Linked DNA regions of Homo sapiens: region 2 is linked to region 1. The links are chromatin loops, found by intact Hi-C in ENCODE. Cell type or tissue: IMR-90. All regions are shown on one strand. Links, peaks and the distances in the headings refer to the core of each region. The heading gives the core; the rest is flanking DNA.

Region 1 (8,316 bases), core at 1-8,000:
AGATGTCATTTCAAGAATGTCTTTTCTTTTAAGATGCTAAAGAAAACCCTTATGGCGAGGATGACAATAAGAGTCCATTCCCCCTGCAGCCCAAAAACAAACGCAGTTATGCCCAGAATGTGACTGTCTGGATCAAACCCAGCGGCCTGCAGGTAACATTACCATTTATGTTGCTTTCCACTGGGGACAGGAGACATTTGGGTAGGCAGGCAGGCATTTTATTTGATTTTCTTTTCCTTTGATACTTAGTAATTCATTTACTTCTAATGTTTGTCATTATTTCCAAAAGGGATTTGAGATGCCCTACAGTAAAACATGTATATAGCAAAATCATTTTTTACAAAATTTAGAGCAATAAGAATCCTAGAGGAAGGAGGAAGAAGGAAGACAATTGTGCCAGGAACCCAAGGCAAAATAATAACTTTATGTGAGTGTTTTGGCTCTGAGCTTCCTGTTACCAAGGTCAGTTGTTCTTGTCTAAAGAAAGGAAATTTGTCAGTTTGTCTAGAGAGACATATTTTCCTGGCATTGAATTTTAGTGTGAAATTTTTTATATGGTGAGGCATTGACTAACATAATGGGTATTGGCTTTAACAACAGTTTTGGAAAAGATGTAAAAGTCTTCATAACTATATTTCTTCCATCCCTTCAGTAGAACTCAAGCCATAGCATTACATTTCACAAAAACACTTCCATAGGAAGTTATGATAATATGATTATCAAGGAATGATGCTTTCAGGCATGGTATTCAGGAACATATGATAATATGATTATCAAGGAATGATGCTTTCAGGCATGGTATTCAGGAACATTTCTCCTTTCATCAGCAAAAAGTCATTTATACCTGTTTTTAAAAATCACTTATTGAAACTTTTTTCTCCTTTGAGCACCTTTATTTACATTTGTTCTTCCAGTAAGTTCAACCTAAACCAAATGAGAAGAGACAGGCCACTTGGACAACAAAAGTAGTTTCTGTTGACTGCACAGTCTCTGAGCCCCGTTTCCATGGAGACTGAACCACATCCTGCCAAGGCTAAAGTGTCAGGGGCCTCTTTGTTGGAAAATCAGGGTCTTCTATTTTCCTGATATCCCTGACCCCAGTGCTTCCTTGTCAGAGGGATATTAGAACCACTTTCACCACCAGTTATAGCTGAGCTTTTCTTAAATTATTTTTTTTAATTTTTTTTGTTTGAATCTTCACTACTATCTTGGGTTTATTTTTCTTATTCTGGTAAAATATACATAAAATGTACCTTCAACCATTTTAAAGTACACAATTCAGTCCCATTTAGTACATTCACAATGTACCATCACCACTCTCTAGTTCCAGAACATTTTAATCACTCCAAAAGGAAACCCTGTGCCCATTAGGAAAGTCACTCCACATTCCTTCTTCCGGGCCCTGGCAACCATTGATTTTCTTTCTGTCTCTATGGACTTACCTATTCTAGATATTTCATGTAAACAGAATCATACAATTTGTGGCCTTTTGTGTTTGACTTCTTGTACTTAGCATGATGTTTTCAAGGTTTATTCATGTTGTAGTATGTATCAGTACTTCATTCCTTTTTATGGCTAATATTCCATATGTCTATATGTATATGTCACATTTTGATTATCCCTCAGTTGACGGACATTAGGGTTACCTTTTGGCTATTGTGGATAATGCTGTTACAAACATTCATGTATAAGTTTTGGTCTGAACATTTGTTTTCAATACTCTTGGGTATATATTTTAATGGGAATGGGATTGCTGGGTCAGACAGCAATTCTCTTTAACTTACTGAGGAATTGCCACACTCTCTCACAGCAGCCACACCATTTTACATTTCTGCTAGCAGTGTATAAGTGTTCTAGTTTCTCCACGTTCCTACCAATACTCATTGTTTTCCTTTTATTATTATTATCATATAGCTATCATAGTAGGTGTGAAGTGGTATGTCTTTGTTTTTGCATTTCCTTGATGACCAATAATGTGCATCTTTTCCTGTGCTTATTGGCCATTTGTGTATATTATTTGGAGAAGTATATACTCAAGTTCTTTGTCCATTTTTTAATTGGGTTTGTCTTTTTGTTGTTGGGTTTTTTATATATTCTGGATATTATGATCCTTAGCAGATACATGATTTGCAAATATCTTCTCCCATTTTGTGAGTTATCTTTTCACTCTCTTTATAGTGTCCTTTGATACACAAAGTTTTTGGTTTTGAAGAAGTCAAATTTTGTCTCTTGCTTTTGTTGTTTGTGCTTTGTGCTGTCTTAACTAAGAGATCATTGCCAAATCCAAAGTCATAAAGATTTACCCGCTGTGTTTTCTTTTTCTTCTTCTCTTTTTCTCTTGAGAAACACATCTCACTACGTTGCCCAGGCTGGTCTCAAACTTCTGGCCTCAAGCAATCCTCCTGAGTAGCTAGGATTACAGGGGCACACCACTGCACCTGGCCCGTTTTTTTCTAAGAGTTTTATAGTTTTAGCTTTTACATGTAGGTCTCTGATCCATTTTGAGTTAGTTTTTTGTATATGGTATGATGTAAGGGTCCAACTTTATTCTTTTGCTTGTGGATATCCAGTTGTCTCAGCACCAAATGTTGAAGAGACTATTTTTTCCCCATTGAATCGTCTTTGCAAAAAAGTCCCTGGCAATAGATGTATGGGTTTACTGGGTACATTTTTATGAGGCAAGTTCGTTTCTGTCAGGGGATTTATTTTACTGTCAAGCCTTTTGAAGGAGGGAGTGCTTTACTAATGTTGAACTGACATTAACTCAGAAGGGATCCTCATCTTGACATTGTAGCTGTGTTCTCATTTTCATCTCTTTAAACATTTAGATCCATTCTTTTATATTATTTCCCTTTTTTACCACAGAATTCTAATGTTGGATTTTTTTTTTTACCCTTAATAGACAGATGTACAGAAGATTTTAAGAAATGCAAGGAAACTACCTGAAAAAACACAGACATTCTATAAGGTGAGACAGACAGAAGAGGATGTGCCCAAAATATATGGTTCACGACAGTAAAACTGTGAGATGGCAGTGTGAATATGGGCAGGGGTTAGAGATGTATGACTTGTGCCTCAGTTTTTTCAAATAAACTCAGTAAAAGTGATAGGTCTGTTCCTTCCCTAAAATCCAAGAATTGGAAGAATTTAAATGGCCTAATTCTGTACAGGCAGAAGGTTTTTCTGTGTTGGGGCTGCTGTGAATGAATGACTGATGGAAGCAGCTTAGAGGACCTGTGGGTCATAGCCCTGAACTCTCCTCATCACTCCTATATGGGTATCCAGGCCAACCCCAGGCAACCAATGTATGTGGCTTCCTGGATGGGGAATTGCCCAGAACATTCTTTTTTTTTTTTTTTTTTTTTTTTTTTTTTGAGATGGAGTCACACTCTGTTGCCCAGGCTGGAGTGTCGTGGTGCAATCTTGGGTCACTGCAACCTCTGCCTCACAGGTTCAAGTGATTCTCCTGCCTCAGCCTCCTGAGTAGCTAGTACTACAGGCACGTGCCACCACGCCCAGCTAATTTTTGTTTTTTTGTTTTTGAGACAGAGTCTCACTCTGTCGGCCAGGCTGGAGTGCAGTAGCACGATCTCAGCTCACTGCAACCTCCGCCTCGCGGGCTCAAACAATTCTCCTGCCTCAGCCTCCCAAGTAGCTGGGATTACAGGTGTGTGCCACCATGCCCGGCTAATTTTTGTATTTTTAGTAGAGACGGGGTTTCACCATGTTGGCCAGGCTGGTCTTGAACTCCTGACCACAGGTAATCCGCTCGCCTCGGCCTCCCAAAGTGCTGGGATTACAGGCGTGAGCCACCGTTCCCGGCCTAATTTTTGTATTTTCAGTAGAGATGGGGTTTCGCTGTGTTGGCCAGGCTGGTCCCGAACTCCTGACCTCAGGTGATCCACCCAAAGTGCTGGGATTACAAGCGTGAGCCACCCCACCTGGCCACCCCAGAACATTTTTATTGCACCAGAGACTCTGCTTCTAGGAATGATATCTAACATTACACATTTATGAATTGCAGAGGAGATAGCCCTGCAGAATCATATGCAGCTAATCCAGAACGATTGGTGAAGAGACTGTTAAGTTACAGGGGGTGGGGTAGAGTGGGGAACATTTAGGTTTGCTCCTTGATTCTCCCCTATTGTTCTGGTGTTTGGCTGGAATTAAATTAAGTGCAGCATAAAGTATGTCATTTGTGTCTTAGCTTTCTAATTCTAAAATGTGGCACACACAGCCAGCCTTAGGCTAGCATCTTAACCAGAGAAGATACATGCTACTTTGTCTGGGTGTTATCTCATTACCTTTATGTCACTGTTGTCTTCAAACTTAATTATGTAGTAAGCTGGTGAAATAAAACAGCTTTAATCAAGAGTTCAACTGGAGAGCTTCTTAGCCAGCCAGGCCCCTCCCTAAACTGAAGCCCATAATCCACACAGTCCATCCTCCCTGCAGAGCTTCCTACAGTCATCAGCTATTTACTCATGATGACACACTTGTTTGGCCTTCTTCTTAACTTTCCACTTTTTTAACAGATGATAGTAGAAAGATGGTCAGAGAGCCCATTTCTCTTTTCTGGTTTTATATAATGCTACATATTAGAGCTCAAAAGGGCCTAGGGAAAGTGCTTCAGCCTCTGCAGTGGGTAAGGAAGGGGTTATTCTCCTCATTTTATAAATGAGGCCTTTGAGACCCAGAGAGGCTATATAACTTGCCCAGACCACTCCACTAAGGGGTTGTTGGGGCACTTCATATTTCTCTGCTTCTATCAGTAACCAGCCTTTCTTTTTGTTGGTCTTTCCACTCTGACTCCTCCAGGGCCTCCTCTTGAGCCTGTTTATTGTCTTAGCCTGAGGCCCCACCACAGTGGCATCAGAGGGTTAAGAGCGTTTTCAGATTGAGGGCAAGTCTTTTCCATACCTAAATAACAGGGGAAAAGTACTCCTCCTTAAAGTTAGGAGTAACGAAATGATGGATGCAAAGTGCTGACTACCACATGTGGCATAAATGCTCATTAACTGTGATGATGACGTTGTTTCATTCAGCTGTCTTCCTTAGCCTGCTTCTGGTCACCTGCAGAGGAACCACTTCCCAGTAAAACCATCACATTCTTGTTACTGGCATCCCTAAATAAACATTTGTTCTCATATAAAATTGCTCCCTAAAGTTCAGTCAAGGAGAACTTATGCTAAGCTGAGCACTTAGAAAGTATGTGTTAGGAACACATTTCAGGAGCATTGGTGATTTTCTGTCTTGTTTCAGGAGCTGAACCGTTTGCGAAAGGCCGCTCTAGCCTTTGGTTTCCTGGACCTGCTGAAAGGGGTGGCTGACATGCTGGAAAGGGAATGCACACTGCTGCCTGAGACAGCCCACCCTGATGCTGCATTCCAGCTGACCCATGCTGCCCAGCAGCTCAAGCTGGCCAGTACCGGCACCTCTGAGTATGCCGCTTATGACCAGAACATCACACCTTTGCACACGGACTTCTCTGGGAGCAGCACTGAAAGAATTTGAAACTGACTTTTGGAGCTTTCCTTCTTTTTTCATTTCAACTGAAAATGCTTTAGGTAAAAACCTTTCCAGTATGTTCACCTCTAGAATAGCCACCCAAAGACCTTCCTGAGGCTGCCTCAGAAGCACCACTTGCTGTTTTGAATGACTCTACTAGTATGAGAAGGATGTGAAGGTGGTTGGCTGGTTGGGCTTTAACTTCCTGGGATTCATAATTTTTAAGCTTGGAAGATAGCTGCTGTTCCCATGATGGGCACATTTCCTGAGAAGCTTGAATGACTGATGAGCATAGAGCACCCCTGCCTTCCTCAGGAAACCTGACCGGCAGGGGCTCTCTGGCTTCCTGAAAGCTTCACCTCTTCCCTCGTTTATATCTCAACTGTAAGGGCATTTTCAAGCTTCTGTTCATGGAATGAGCAACTCAGACTGTCTGGAGCTTGCTGAGTACAAACACACCACCACTAAGTTTCAGAACTTTCCTTAGAACTTGGGCAAAATGTGGTGGTAACTCTTAAGTGCTTTTGGTATCTCTTGAGATTCTAACTTTTAAAGAGCAACCATTAATGTGTAAAATGATTCCTATTATTCAAGGTTTTTTTTTAATGAAAATAAAATATTTGATTTTCTAGAAAATGGTTTCACTATGAAACTAAAGGTCGTTTGCTTTTGGTCTGTCTTATCACTTTAATATAATTTCAACTTTCTAAGTGGCATAGATTCATAAATCATGAGGTTTCCTTATTTCTGACACTGATTAGGCCTCATTGCCTAAGCAAGGTTCTGGCTAGGTAATCCTGACAGATCACCGATCCGATTCCAAAGTTAATTATGGTTCCAATTTATCAGCTAGCTTTATGACTTTGGGCAACTTCTCAAGGCTTTGTCTGCATCATCAGTGTTTTTCATTTGCACCACCTTCCATGTAACTCTCAGGCTTCAACCAGAGCAACTGTTTTTGGTTTAACATGCTGAACTGCTACATAATATTTTGCCTGAACAAAGGTCTTTATCACTAACAGAGAACCATTAGACTAAATTATCTTTAAGCACAGTCATTAGAATTTTGATTGTAAATGTTTTAATAGAAATACACAATCTTTCACTTTCTCAGACAGCAATAAAGGGGTTTGTAACAATCACTAAGAATACAGAATTTTGCCACGAGGATGCAGCATAATCTACTGCAAAGCTGATCTGCCCAATTACACGTAGTCAGCTGCAAGAATATCAGAAATCAATACAAACAAGTATTGACAGGTGTTACAGACATGCAAAATATCCTTCAATGCAACGAATTTTTAAGAAATCAGCTAGCCTATATTAATCAGATGTTTTAGGTCAAACCAAGTTTCCATCTTGGGCTCAGTGAAATAGTATTAACTCATTGAGTCTCCTTTCCCCCAGGAATGTTGGGAATGGCAGAACAGAAAGAGCTATCACTCCTTAAATTCTTTTATGCAAGTGTTACTCCAACACTTATTTTACTTGGTTTACTTGGAATGTATGAGAGGAAACTGATGTTTTTTACAATGGCCAACTGTATGTCTAAATTTTCAGTTCTCCTTTTTGTGAGTTTCCTGCCAGAAATCCTTGTTAAAGGATCAGCGGGTGTTCACCCCGAAGTTCTTGCTGTTTTCAGTGTCCTACTGCAGACAGGTTTAAAAAGCCAACTGAACAGCAGCAGAATGAAGTATTTTTGAGGTCTATTCAAAAATGTACAGTCCCACCACTCACTAGAACAAGTACACAAGTAAATGGACTCAGCCAGTGCAGGAGATGGAAGGCTGCCATTTTTTATGTTTGTGCACAGCCTTACAGTTTGGAGGTGTGTTTGGCCTACTCTAATATTTCTAGTTTGTCAAAGGCTGTACACTGTTACTGCCAGTTTGACCTACATACTGTGTTCCCTTTGGATCCCTGCTACCATTTGGACCTCGTGTGTGTGTGTGTGTATGTGTGTTTGTGTGTGTGTGGTTTGGTTTGGTTTGAGACAGGGTCTTGCACTGTCACCCCAGCTGCAGTGCAGTGGCACAATCTCGGCTCACTGCAGCCTTGACCTCCTGAGCTCAGGATCCTCCCATCTCAGCTTCTTGAGTAGCTGGGACAACAGGTGTGTGCCATCACACCCAGCTAATTTTTTTATTTTTTGTAGAGATAGGGGTCTCACTACGTTGCCCAAGCTGGTCTTGAACTCCTGGCTTCAAGCGATGCTCCCACCTAGGTGTCCCAAAGTGCTGGGATTACAGGTGTGAGCCACATTCCTGGCTGAGTTTGGAACTTGTAATCTCATTGTTTTCTAAATAATGTTTCATTTTTCTTCAGTGTTGAAAATAGTTGATTTACTTAAGAATGGCATGATCATGATGTTCCAAGATTCTGATTAGTTTCTTTCAAAGCATTCTGCGCCTCTTCAATGCCCACACTGCTGAGCACTATAATAATAGATGTTGTTAGGCCAAAGGATGTCAGATGTAAAGTATGTTCTCTAGCCCCACTCTTAGAAATGTTTTATCAATGACTCAGTCCACTTGATTTTCAAAAAGTCAATGCCATCCCATTAAACAAGTAACCCCTTAGGTACAGAATAATTAATTCCTGCCTGAGTCACTTTAACAGCCTTCTATAGAGTGACATAGTCTTGCTTTTTTTCACAAGCAATAGCTGAAAAGAACAAATCTCAACTGTAAGAACTGTCAGTACATTGTAGGGATAAAGCACTTTTTGAAAAAAAAATCTCTGGCATGTATTAGACAGACTGAACATGAGATAGGGTTGGGGTGGGCTGAGCCTTTTGGTGTCATTAAC
Region 2 (8,308 bases), core at 309-8,308, 170 kb after region 1:
TCCCATTCCTTGAGTGATGTCTATTAGGCTCTGGGCTGTAGCCCTGACATACATTGTCTTGTTTAATTCCTTCACGCTTAGTGGTATCATCTTCATGTGGAAACTGAGTCCCAGAAAAGTTAAGTGGCTTGTCACAGAGCTGGTAGGTGGAGCAGCAAGACTGAAACCTTGATCTTCTTCCCCAAGGTCAAAAGCTGTTTCCACCACAGCACGTGGCCCGCAGTAGTGTGAATGCCAGATTGGTTTCCCCAACTAGAATGCAAACTTGGTGAGGGCAGGGGCTGCTTCTCCCTGCTGAGCCCGCGAGTACTGCTGAGACTAGTTGTGAAGCCAGAGGTGTCCAGCAGAAACCATCTGATGAATTAAGAAAGGCAGCAGCCCAGGTCAGGTCCTGTCTCTCCGTCCGCCCTTCACACTGCAATCCCAGGCCCTGGCCTCCTTATTTCACGCAGCCATCACTGCTCTTCTCCCCTCACTCTTGTTCCTCTTTGGAGCTGGTGGGAAGGGAGTCTGGAGACTCACAGGGCTTCTAAATGTTGACCTGTGTGTCCAAGTGTTGATGAGTGTGGCAGAGACTGAGGCGCATGTGTTTAGGAGTGCAGAGCTATGTTTACCAATTTGTGTGTGGTCTCAATGGTGTTTTATGTTTGTTCAGGAATAGGTGTGTCCATGTCGTGAATAATCATAGAATCATAGCATCTCAGAGGTCACCTGCTACATTCCAGTGAGCTGGGGCCCAGAAGGGGAAATGACTGGGCCAAAACCACATGGCTAGACTGTGATGGAGCTGGATCTAGAACCGAGGGTCTCCTGATTCCCTCGCCATTGTTTTGTGCACGTCCCCACGTGGCTCTGTCAGCCCAGACCTGCCTTGTGATGAGTATGGGCCATTGTCCTGACCTCTGGCCCTGGTTCCTCTCAGACATGCCATTCTGCCTTAAAGTAAGGAGTCAGACCAGAGCCTAAGAAGGGACCTTGGGCCATTGAGCTTTTATAAGACAAGGAGGCAGCAGGTCAACCTTCTGGAAGACACAACAGGGAGAACCAACCATTTGTCTATGAATAATGGTGGCTGGGCCCTGCAGAACATTGGTTCCAATAATAAACATTGGCTTTTGTGTGTTTTTGCCTTGACCCTGGGATGGCATTCCCTTCCTCTACTGTTTCCCTACTCTTCCCTTTGTGGCAAGGGCAGTGTTGGGGTCTGTAGGTTCCTCTGGGGCCTTGGGAGAAAAAAGAACCCTGGATTGAGTCAGGAGACCTGAGTCCTGGCTCTGGCCTCCTGCATGGCCTTGGGGAAATTAGCTGCAGGGAGTGTTGAGCTTCTCCAGTCACCAGTACAGACCAGGCTGTGGGCTGCCAGGGCCTGGAATGAGCCATGTGAGCCTCCTCTCATGCTGGGTCTGAATCCAGCTTGAGTCTAGTCCCTACCTGGGGCACTTAACAATTCCCAGCAGGATCTGCTCACTTAGTTCATTGTTGGGGAAGGGGGAATGTCTGACTTTCCTTCATCCAGGTGGCTCCCCCAAACAGCTGGGACTTATTTTTGTTTTGTTCATTCAAAATATATAGTATTCACACACACACACACACACACACACACACACACACATTTTCTCACACTTATAATACATTTTAAATGTTTCTTGGATATGGTATTTTTCTAGCCTGTGTGTGTGTGTGTGTGTGTGTACAGAGAGAGAGAGAGAGAGAGATCTATATATGTATATGTATGTATTTTAGACAGGATCTCACTCTGTTACCCAGGCTAGAGTGCAGTGGTGCAATCACAGCTCACTTCAGCCTCGACCTTCTGGGCTCAAGGGATCCTCCCACCACAGCTGGCTAATTAAAAAAATTTTTTTTTATAATGATGAGGTCTCCCTGTGTTACCCAGGCTGGTTTCAAACTCCTGGGCTTAAGCAATCCTGCTGTCTTGGCCCTCAACCTCACAAAGTGTTGGGATTACAGGAGTGAGCTGCCATGCCTGGCCTCCAGTGGCATATTTTTGATTGGGTAATAATGATCAATATGATCTGTTAGGTTCCAGGGTAGGGAATGACATTACTGAGCTCCCATTCTGTGTCAGGCACTGTGCTTTTTTTTTTTTTTTTTTTTTTTTTTTGAGATGGAATCTCATTCTGTCACCCAGGCTGGAGTGCAATGGGGCGATCTCGGCTCACTGCAATCTCCACCTCCTGTGTTCAAGAGATTCTCCTGCCTCAGCCTCCTGAGTAGCTGAGATTACAGGTGCGTGCCACCACGCCTGGCTAATTTTTGTATTTTTAGTAGAGACGGGGTTTCACCATGTTGGTCAGGCTGGTCTTGAACTCCTGACATCATGATCCACCTGCCTCGGCCTCCCAAAGTGCTGGGATTACAGGTGTGAGCCACTGCACCCAGCCACTATATTCTTTTCTCACAGAGTCTCGTTCTGCCAGCCAGGCTGGAGTGCAGTGTCGTGATCGTGGCTCACTGTAGCCTGGAACTTCTAGGCTCAGGCGATCCTCCTTGCTTCAGCCTCCTGAGTAGCTGGGACCACAGGCCTGTGCCACCATGTACAGCTAACTTTTTAAATTATCTGTAGAGACGGAGTCTCTCTGTGTTACCCAGGCTGGTATGCTTTTTTAATTGAGAGACAATTCACGTACTACAAAATTCACCCTTTACAGTGTTCAACTCAGTGGTTTTTAGTATATTCATATTCACAACGTTGTGCAACCACAGCCACTATCTAATTCTAGAACATTTTCATCACCCCCAAAAGAAACCCTGTACTCATTAGCAGTCACTCTCTGTCCTTCCTCCTCCCAGTCACTGACAATCATTAATCCACTTTCTGTCTTTATGGATTTGCCTCCTCTGGGCATTTCGTAGAAATGAGATCATGCAAAATGTGGCATCTTATGATTGGCTTCCTTCACTTAGCGTCAAGTTTTCTTGCTACCTTGTAGCATGCATCAGTCCTTCATTCTTTTTGATGGCTGAGTAATCTATCCATTCATCAGGTGATGGGCTTTTGGGTTGTTTCCACTCATTGGCTATTATGAATAATGCTGCTATGAGGAAATTGAGCAGCAGGGGAAGACAGGCACAGAGGAATGCAGCAGTTTGTCCAAGGTCACAGTTAGTAAGGGGAGAGCCAGGATCCAGATGCAGGTGTTTCTCCTTGATTTGCCCCAGCCCCTGCATGGGTGACTCAGGAGCAGAGGCTGTGGGAGGTGGGGGGACATACACTGATGGCCCCGTGCTCCTCCTCTATGCAGGGGAGCTGCTGTTGCCCCAGGAGACGACTGTGGAGCTGAGCTGTGGAGTGGGGCCACTGCAAGTGATCCTGGGCCCAGAGCAGGCTGCAGTGCTAAACTGTAGCCTGGGGGCTGCTGCCGCTGGACCCCCCACCAGGGTGACCTGGAGCAAGGATGGGGACACCCTGCTGGAGCACGACCACTTACACCTGCTGCCCAATGGTTCCCTGTGGCTGTCCCAGCCACTAGCACCCAATGGCAGTGACGAGTCAGTCCCTGAGGCTGTGGGGGTCATTGAAGGCAACTATTCGTGCCTAGCCCACGGCCCCCTCGGAGTGCTGGCCAGCCAGACTGCTGTCGTCAAGCTTGCCAGTAAGTGCTTGCATCGGGCGGGGGTCTGAGGCTGAAACCCAGACTTGGGGTGTGCGAAGTGGGATCTGCAGTTAGTTACTTGCACAAATGCCTCTCTCTTGATCCCACTCCCCCTTTCCCTGCCTCCCATCCTGCTCAATAGGTCTCTTCCTGGTATTGTCTATCCTCATTCTTGGGTATTCCATAATCTTCCCGCTTCTTCTCCACTCCCCTGTTCCTTCTGCTTTTCTTTCCCTTTGAGTCCTAGAGTCTGGGCTTGTGCTGTCCTCCAGGGAGCCTGCCAGAGTGCCCCCTTTGTGTCAGAGGCACAAAGCTGCCTCCTAAGGGAGCTCCTGCCTGCACGGCAGGTGGAACATGTGGAGCCAAACCCCACGCTCCAGCCTTACCCCTTAGGGGGCTCTCAGGAGGCACAGATCACCATGAAGTAACTTTCAGGCCAGAAGAAGTGTGCATCTTACTGTATAGTTTGACCATCATGATGATGTTGGGCAGGGGGGCTTTGGAATTCATTCTGCTGGCAGTATCTGACCGCTAATCACCACTTCTTGTTGTGTCTCCCTCGGTCTGAATTGGCTCTGCTGTGTGTTTCTGTGACTGTGTGTTTCTGTGTCTCCATGCGGATGTGTTTCACTGTTTGTGCTTGCTGTGGCTTCTCTCTCCTATTCTTTTCCCGTCCCTGCCTGTGTCTCACTGTCCCCAGCACTCGCAGACTTCTCTCTGCACCCGGAGTCTCAGACGGTGGAGGAGAACGGGACAGCTCGCTTTGAGTGCCACATTGAAGGGCTGCCAGCTCCCATCATTACTTGGGAGAAGGACCAGGTGACATTGCCTGAGGAGCCTCGGTGAGTGCCCTGTAGGGGAGCGGGTCCTGGTAGGCAGGGCAGAGAGGGCTCTGGGGTGTGCTCAGAACTGAGATTCTTAGAGTCGAGGTAGCTGCATTTACCTAAGCTGACTTGAGTGTTAACCACCGCCTGACTCCTGGCTCATGTCTAGTCCCAAAGAGAAGTTGGACAAGAAGTTTTTGCTCCCTGGGAGGAAGCCACCCATTGAGCTGTGGAGCCTGGGTAGGTGTAGTAGTAGAGTCCTTCCCAGCACATCTAGTCCAACCACTTGCTTTATTGTGGAGACTGAAGGCCAGAGAGGAGCTGTGGCTTATCCCAAGCCGTACCATGAGCCATTGGCAGAATGTTGGTTGTCTGTTGAGGGCTCCCCGAGGCTGCTGGGAAGGTTTTCTCTTTTCAGGGTTCCTCCGGAGTTTCCACTCTAGATGCATAACTTCTCTTCCTCTCTCAATTCCATCCAGTGGGGCGTAGCCCTCTGAGAAGTGAATTGTAGAGGTCTTTCCTCTTTCACTCTCCTCTTTCCCTGTAAAGGCAATGGATGGGTAGAGCAATCCCAGGGAAGAGTTTCCAAGGCGGAAGGGAAGCAGAGGCTAGACCTTGGACTTGGTCCCTCTTGTGGCTTCCTGGGTAGGTCCAGATGTGTATGCAGCGTACCAGAAACCACAAGGCTCATTTGCATCTGTGGTCTCTGAGTTGGTCTCATGACTCAGTCATCACCCCCTGGATTCTTACGTATCTTTGGAAATGTGGCTCCAAGGCCTTTCCCAGCCACCCTGCAGTCCTCTCCCTATATCTCGGTAGCTGTAGTTACCAGCTAGATCCTTCTCCCGTCCTGGTGGAGGTGGGGCTCCTTGGGCTCTGAAACACTGCCCTTTCTCCCCTGGATCCAACCTTCTGTTGCCTGTGTTGCATTGTCCCAGCTCCTCTGACTTTTGCCCATGTGTAGGTAAGGATGGGGGTTGTAGGAGAAACTTCGGGGTAGAAAAGCCACAGGACAGTTGTGAGGGAGGAAGAGGGTGAGAGGTCCATACATAAGAGATCCTGGCTGGGTGTGGTGACTCATGCCTGTAATCCCAACCTTTTGGGAGGACGAAGCAGGAGGATCACTTGAGCCCAGGAGTTCAAGACCAGCCTATGCAAAATATCAAAACCCAGTTTCTATAAAACAATACAAAAATTAGCCCAGTGTGGCAGTGTGGTGCCTGTGGTCCCCGCTACTTGGAAGGCTGAGCGAGATCACTTGGAGGTTCAGGCTACAGTGAGCTGGAATAATGCCACTGCATTCCAGCCAGCCTGGGTGACACACCGAGACCCTGTCTCAAAAAAAAAAAAAAAAAAAGAGAGAGACATCCTGTTGACTTTGGTGATGGGTTAGCCCCACTGGTCCTCAGAGAGTCACTTCTCACCCAGTCTATTCTCCTTCCCACCTATAAAATGAAAGGGGGAAACAAATGAAAATTGATTTAGATTGTGGTTTCCCAAAGCGTGGCCTTTATAGAATGTTAGTCCCTTTAAATGCTTCTTGAATGAAGTATTCTATGATCAAATAAGAACAGGAAACTGCCTGTAAATCTCCCTCCTGGAGTTGGCAAGGCCCTGAGAAGTGCTGTATCGAGAATCCTGTTGACCTTGTTTAACGAAGCACTTCCTAGGCTCGTTTGCCCAGGAGCCCCTTAACATCCCATGAATGAGCATTCTAGAGGGTGAACCCTGGGAAATGCTGACCCAGCCTTTCTAACACTGACATTTGAAGTTCTGTGCCTTTCTAAATGTGGAGCCTGTCACCACTGTGTGATGATGGGTGCCTCCTGGGAGTTCCATGAACCCAGAACAGATGAGCTAGGCAGGAGAGAACCACGCGAGAGCCTACTCCTGATGCCCCCCAGAGAGGGTAGCAGAAGGCAGCAAAATCTCCCCATGTTGAAAGTCACAACATGAACCACTTAATGGGAGTGTACCTTGGGCCAGGCACGTGCTGAGCCTTTTACATGTTTTCTCACTTAACCCTTCCAATCATCCTTTAATGTAGGTATTTCTTATTTTCACATTTTCCTCTATTTACTTTTAATTGATATTCCAGCAGATGCATTTTTAAAATTCATATCAATATGGCTGGGCGCGGTGACTCACGCCTGTACTCCCAACACTTTGGGAGCCAAGGCGGGCGGATCGCTTGAGCTCAGGAGTTAGAGACCAACCTGGGCAATATGGTGAAATGTCATCTCTCAAAAAATACAAAACTTAGGCCGGGCGCGGTGGCTCACGCCTGTAATCCCAGCACTTTGGGAGGCTGAGGCGGGCGGATCACAAGGTCAGGAGTTCGAGACCAGCCTGACCAACATGGTGAAACCCTATCTCTACTAAAAAAAAAAAAAATACAAAAATTATCCAGGCGTGGTGACGCATGCCTGTAATCCCAGCTACTCAGGAGGCTGAGGCAGGAGAATCACTTGAACCCGGGAGGTGGAGCTTGCAGTGAGCCAAAATTGAGCCACTTCACCTGTCACCCAGGCTGGAATGAAAATACAAAACTTAGGCCAGGTGCAGTGGCTCACGCCTGTAATCCCAGCACTTTGGGGGGCTGAGGTAGGTGGATCATCTGAGGTCAGGAGTTCAAGACCAGCCTGGCCAACATGGTGAAACCCCGTCTGTACCAAAATTACAAAAATTAGCTGGACATGGTGGCAGGCGCCTATAAACCCAGCTACTCAGGAGGCTGAGGCAGGAGAATCGCTTGAACCCAGAAGGTAGAGGTTGCAGTAAGCCAAGATCACACCATTGCACTCCAGCCTGGGTGACAGAGGAAGACTCCGTCTCAGAATAATAATAATAATAATAAATTATATTGTACATACTAGGTTTTTTGTTGAATCATCTTTTTTTTTTTTCAAAAACAAAAATGGGATTATGTTGCAATTTTAATTTTTTTTTCACTTACCACTTGATAAACATCCTTCCAGGTCTGTACATATGGATATGGTAGGTATTTTTATCTGGATTGTTAAATGAGGGATTGGAGGATCAGAGGCAGAAATAACTTGCCCCAGGTCACACAGCTTAGTACTCAGAGTGTCAGACTCCAGCGACCTGCGTGGAGGATACACAGGCCTCTGGTAGGTGTCATTTGGTGGCTGGGTGCGGAACCTGTGAGGTCTGAAGAAGTTTGTATCACATTACAACTTTAATTTTTTAAAAAATTAATGGTGGATTTAGAAATCTGTAGTCCAACTGTGGCTGGGAGCAGAGAAGTTACTTCCCCAAAGCTTCTCAGCACACCAGTGGGTTTCAGACCTCCCCACCACCCCCAACGTCTAGCTCAGGCGTCATCCCGTGAAGCCACAAACCTAACCCAGGAGGCCAGAGCTGCCAGTTTTTGGACTCTGGGAGTGTTTGCCCCCAAGTCCTCTGAAAAGTGATCCTCATCTATAAATAAGCTAGGCTCGCATGTCCCGGCACATTGTGTGGGGGGAATAAAGAAATGTCTAAAACAGCAACTTGATTATGCCCAAGGTATGTATTTTTACACATGCCCAGATATAGTGCATGCACAAATATGCTATTCATAAACTCAGCCCAGTGGTTTGAAGGAGACCGTATGCCTTGGTGTAACGTGGCACATGTGCAGTTAATAAACACACTGCGTCAGGGTGTATGTGCTTCGTTTGGAACTGATGGTAAAGACTAGACCCCAAGGCAAATCCCCGGTACTCATACTATTTTCTAATAATAGGGGATAATCTAGGGGATAATTTTTCTTTCATGGGAACTAGTAATCAATGAGAGCAATGTTTCCCAAATCCCAGGTATTCAAAAACCACCTTCATAATTGTGACCATACTTATACCATTT

Evidence for each region. Peaks named below come from ENCODE experiments on the same cell type or tissue, not always from the same donor. Only the 100,000 strongest peaks of a DNase experiment are listed, where the experiment ranks them.
Region 2: a loop joins it to region 1, with 4 times the contacts of the local background. A loop is called at or near these places in 6 of 110 quality-filtered maps.

Annotation. Positions count from the first base shown.
Region 1 is chr15:65,576,606-65,584,921 of GRCh38, reverse strand. HACD3 (3-hydroxyacyl-CoA dehydratase 3) reads right to left here. Exons shown (of 11, transcript NM_016395.4): 11 at 6,573-8,316. It overlaps INTS14 (integrator complex subunit 14), which reads left to right. Exons shown (of 12, transcript NM_001394796.1): 10 at 34-152; 11 at 2,903-2,968; 12 at 5,263-6,165. The coding sequence ends at 5,514. Among named protein-coding and RNA genes, the nearest start is that of INTS14, 30 kb to the left of the region's middle. RefSeq lists a silencer at 5,617-5,911 and an enhancer at 5,470-6,048. In IMR-90, for the core only: no CTCF peak of the experiment used is centred there; a DNase peak (open chromatin) is centred at 4,461.
Region 2 is chr15:65,406,329-65,414,636 of GRCh38, reverse strand. IGDCC4 (immunoglobulin superfamily DCC subclass member 4) reads left to right here. Exons shown (of 20, transcript NM_020962.3): 2 at 3,267-3,617; 3 at 4,318-4,459. Among named protein-coding and RNA genes, the nearest start is that of IGDCC4, 12 kb to the left of the region's middle. RefSeq lists an enhancer at 3,381-4,038. In IMR-90, for the core only: a CTCF peak has its summit at 5,082; a DNase peak (open chromatin) is centred at 5,156; H3K27me3 peaks cover 229 bases.